2 separate regions of the Mus musculus genome follow, and region 2 is linked to region 1. A link is a loop called in an ENCODE intact Hi-C map of the cell type or tissue named here. Cell type or tissue: gastrocnemius. All regions are shown on one strand. Region 1 overlaps Il1r2 (interleukin 1 receptor, type II). Region 2 has its middle 56 kb from the start of Il1rl2.

Region 1 (2,500 bases):
TAGTGTTTCTGTGCAGTATCACACAGACGAGTGGTGAAGCCCGTTCTCAGACACCACCCTGAACTGAGCAAGAAGATGTGAGCCTGTTCTCTTCTCACAGGACAGGAAAACAAATATAGGCCAGAGGCTTCGGTTCAGGCAGGATAGTGACACGAATGAGTCTCTGGGGCTCACATATTTGATTCTATTTTCCCTTCACCTCGCTTCCTCTCCAGCATGTAAGAGTTGGGGGTAAACGACTACATTAAACGACTGTTCAATACTGGCCAGCTCTGCCTATCACGTTCTTTTCACGTATAATCTGTCCTGGCATAGGCCGAGCATCGTTTCTCTGGGTTTGCAAAATCTGAGTTACTCTAAGACCTGAAACTTGTTAAGCAACAATATAATGCTGTGCGTGGGAAATTCCATACTGTAAGACTTTGTTTGAATGCACAGAATTAATTAAAATACTGTGATAGTCGACCTGGTGGCAGTCATGAGTTACCTCTGCATGGAAGAGCTACAGTACGTTCTCTAGTTAGAAGCCAGCTTATAGCCACTGGACCAAGTATAGCCCAAGACCCCGTCTCAAAAAAAGATGTAAACAAAATATCACATCAAACTATCTTTGGGTTATGTGTAAAAAATATATATGAAGCATACACTAATTTCATGTTTAAACTTGTGCCTATATCCAAGATTTCATTATGCTGGTGAAAATATGCCAATTCTTGGAAAAAAATCAAGATTTTGAAGGTTTCTGTTGTCAAACTCTCAGGCAGGTAGTAGTCAGCCTGTACAAAGAGCCACAATTGGCACTCTGCTCAGCGCTCTGGTCAAAAACCTAGTAAAATGGTGGTTCTCACCCTTCCTAAAGCTGTGACCCTTTAATACAGGTCCTCATGTGGACATTTTATGTCAGCCATAAAGTTATTTAGTTGCTACTTTATAACTGTAAATTACTACTGTTACGAATTATATAGGAAATACCTGACATGAAGGATAGGTGACCTCCCAAACAGGTCGTGAGCCACAGGTTTAGAACCACTGCAGTAAACTCTCAGTCCCTCCGAAGTATATTTTAAGGCTTGACAAGAGTGTCCGTACCAGCTCAGAGCTCATGAACCTTCCATTTCCCAGGACGCCTTAGTTTGTACCCCCTCTAGTGGTGAGTTTTAGCATTGCAACCTTCAAATACCTGCTTTCATCCCTTTCCTGACCAAGAATTAACTCTCCTTCTCTTAGAACTCCCTGCCTTATACGTCTTAAAGTATCTTGTTCGTGGTTTAGTAACATCTAGAATAGTTGATAAACATGTTTTTCTTTTTCCTTCATGCCAAAGACATTCGAGGATTTTTAGGTGATCCTGAATTTATTATCAAGCTGCTTCTAGAACCAAGCAAGACAGGTACCTCGGTGGTATGTATTTACCTTTGACCCGGAGTTCAATATTCCTAGTGATGTTGTATTCCTGGCCATTGTAGGTAAATGTCATAACACATCTGTAATAGCCTGCATCGTCCATGGACGTGTTGGATATCAATAGGCGTGTGGGGTCTCCTGCACTCAGAAATTCCTTATTGCCTTTATCCAAGAGTATGGCGCCCTAGAGGGGAGATGCATCTGAGAGTTACATTATAGAATAACATCGCTCTTGAACATTGAGTGTTGTTGTCAATCGATGTGGAATCTACAACCCAAGAGATTCCCTGGCATATACTTACTTTGGCCATTTTGTCTTTGTGGCGCATTTTTAGCTGTATTGTTAGAGAAATGACCAATTTTTCCCCCTTAGGGTGGAATCTTGTCATGTAGCCCACACTAGACTTAAACTCTTGATTCTCCTGCCTAAGCCTCCTGGCTTCTAGGGTGACATGGGTGTGCCCCCCTGCTCCATTTAGAAAAAAAAAAGAATACATTTTTTTAAAGATTAAGTTATTTTAAACCATTTAAGTACAAATATACTTAAGATCTAACTGCCTTCTTCTGACTATGAGCAGTATCAAGAACAATCACTACTAGGGGAATATAAGGGCCAGGAATCGGGAGTAGGTGGGTTGGAGAAGGGTCAGGGAGGGTATAAGGGACGTTTGGGATAGCATTTGAATTGTAAATGAAGAAAATATCTAATGAAAAATTGTTTTAAAAAAAAGAAAAAAGAAAAGAAAATCACTACTAAACAGCCAGGAAGACATGAAAACCTAGGGCTGGAAGAGACCATGTTGGAGGAATTTATCTAAAAATTATTTCAATTTAGGACTTACTACAGGAAAGGAAATTTTGTAAATAGAAAAATAGGAGAGATGGGGTCCATCTTCTCATAAAGACATAGAGTCCTAGAGGTTCTTGACAAAACAGAGCCCTCGGGAGCAAGGCCTCCAGGGAAAATGGAAGGAGTAGGCCAGGTAAAAACATCTTGAGTGTTCCATAGCCTCAGTACACGAGAACCCTGCGCATGGTATTTTGTACCTGTAATCTCAGCACTTGAGAAGCTGAGACAGGAGGACTGTGAGCTTGA
Region 2 (2,500 bases), 270 kb before region 1:
CCACCCAATGATGGCCACCAGCTTCATAGGCCAACGGCCAATCATAACTCATCTGAGGAGACCGAGGGTTTTCCTTCACCGCTGTTTAATTCGAGAAAGAACATCTCTTCCTCACCCAACCAGGCAAATGAGGAAGAAGGATGCTAAGAGAAATTTTCCTAGAACTGAGTGTCAGGAAGAACGAGGAACTGGGTAACCCTGCCTTGATTCAGCTCATCTGGCCAGTTTCAGACACTGTGCCTCCAAAATAGACAACAATGAGCTACAAAAAAAAAGGGTTGCTGTCTGGTGGCAGACACGGGCATAGGCGATTGCTCATCCCTGAGAGGGGCAGGGTGCTTCCTGGAGGCCTGGAGATGCACATAGGCTGCTGCTCATACCTGGGCGTAAAATCTTCTAGTTTCTGAAAGAGGATGGAAAAGGATCTTGAGCAGACTGGTGTATCTGAGACCACTGCAGGAAGCTGGGTCAGGAACTTCCGGTACGCAGAACCTCGGGGACCGCAGAATGCTGCGCTGATGCAGTTAAAGAGAAAGAACGTCAGGGTTAAGGAGCAAGGCCAGAGACACTGGGGAAGGTAAATAAGAGGGCTCACAGCTGGGTATGAGCCAGCCAAGCTAACTAGTGAAGAGAAAGCACGGGATTCTGAGAAAACAGCAAAGTTGGTTCAGGCTGCCTCCTAGAAAGCCCGTTGCCCTAGCAAACATCTCAGCTCTCCTTGCTGTTACATCTTTACGCATCGAATTTTATCCAGTGAACCTACTTGTAACAGACTGAATGGTGAAAAAAGATTGAACCTAAGAAAACCTCTTTCTGTTCCAAGGGGGATACCACCCCGAGACCACCTCAGAGGTGGGAAAGGGAAGAGAGACAGTTGAATAAAAATTATGAGTCCAGATCCTAGAGGTAGCTGCTTGGCACAACCGCGGTTTGGCGCACTCTCCATTCTGGAAGGTGAATCTCCACTTTCTTGACTGTTCAAAAGAACTCTTGACTACTGGCTCGCTCTACCTGTACCCTAAAAATGTTTCTCTCTGGAGAACACAGTTAGGATCGGAGGTGTTTCCTCTGTAACCATGGGAGGCTTACCCACAGCATGTCAAACTAAGCATAGATACATTTCTCACAGGACCACCTCAGTCAGAGCTCTGGGCAGATTCCAATTTGTCAAAGGGCATGAAGGTGTTACCAAAATCCACGTGATATCCTTGGCAGTGAACCAGAGCCGCAGCTAAGAGTATCTGAGAGACAGGGCTGACACCATGTGCGGTGAGGCTCCACTCTGCATCCTGTAGGTCATGATTTTCACAGTTCAGTAAGACTAATGATTCTTCCACTGCCTCCAGCAATGTGCATAGCCCCTTCCAGTATTATATAAGCTAACCTTCTAGTTCTAAACAGATTCTACTCAGAAGGAAAAGCACGAGGGTGCCCCCTGCAGGACAGAAGAAACAACCCTGTGCAATGTGGAAAGGTTGTGTTTGGAATCCACCAGCTGCACTTTTGCTGGGGTTTTAAAGCGTCGGATTTGGCACTGACATTAAACTTGTACATAACCCCAAACTGAGATGCAAATTTACAACATGGCTGATGCCCACAAGAACTTCGGGGGCAGAGGTCGTGACACTTGTGCTCCACTACCTAATTTTTATCCTTGGCAACGCAGGAGCCCCAGCCCTGGGTAAACCAACAACAACCTGTGCCACAGGTGTCCAGGGACCCCAACATACTCCCTGTGCTCCCTCTCAACCCTATTTCACCAGGTGACATTGTTCTTAACACCAAGGGGGAGACTCACTCAAAAAGGTTTAGCATCCCTGCAAAGGAACACTTTAGCTGAAGCCAACAGCTCGCCGGAAAACACAATGTGGCCCATAGTGCAGATCTTTCCCATGCTCATCGTTCATGGGTTAGGGAGTCAGACCACCACTGGGCCCCTCTACCAAAACCACAGAGGTGCTGCTGGCCCTGACAGAGGGAGGCCACATTTGAATCAGCCAATCGGTGACCGCTGTTGTTTTTGGAGCTCCTGCCTGATCCATTGTACCTACCAGTAAACATCAGATACCATAATTGCTGGTGCCAATTGCTGTAAAAATAATATTAGTGTAGTCGGGCTAATAATTATTACAGTTACAGGCTGAGTCACTAGTCTTTTTTAAAAAGTGTACAACGTGCTCTCAAATAGACAGCATTTTTCCACAGACACAACATTACCTCTGACAGAAAAGCCAGCCTGCCCTCGTGCAATGTGAAATCAGAAAGAACTGAACACGGACACTAAATTACCTGGAGGTTGCGTGTATGAAGCATATCAAATGTAAATAAAAATCGTTATCAGACTTGGTGGGACCCAGCCCCAAGGTATCTCATTATGCATATTTAAGTAGTTCAAGGCCCACCCCCCAAAGATCAGAAGGCTTGAATAGATATGGTCCCAAGTGTCTTACACAAAGACTACCTCATCTGTGACAGCAACATGCGGGACTTCATGGAGGCC

What was found. Peaks named below come from ENCODE experiments on the same cell type or tissue, not always from the same donor. Only the 100,000 strongest peaks of a DNase experiment are listed, where the experiment ranks them.
Region 2: a loop joins it to region 1, with 7 times the contacts of the local background. A loop is called at or near these places in 35 of 42 quality-filtered maps.

Annotation. Positions count from the first base shown.
Region 1 is chr1:40,114,112-40,116,611 of GRCm38, reverse strand. It overlaps Il1r2 (interleukin 1 receptor, type II), which reads right to left. Exons shown (of 9, transcript NM_010555.5): 5 at 1,414-1,588. Among named protein-coding and RNA genes, the nearest start is that of Gm16894, 30 kb to the right of the region's middle. In gastrocnemius, CTCF peaks have their summits at 14 (motif pointing left) and 1,149; a DNase peak (open chromatin) is centred at 1,125.
Region 2 is chr1:40,379,188-40,381,687 of GRCm38, reverse strand. No RefSeq gene overlaps it. Among named protein-coding and RNA genes, the nearest start is that of Il1rl2, 56 kb to the right of the region's middle. In gastrocnemius, a CTCF peak has its summit at 1,430 (motif pointing left); a DNase peak (open chromatin) is centred at 1,428.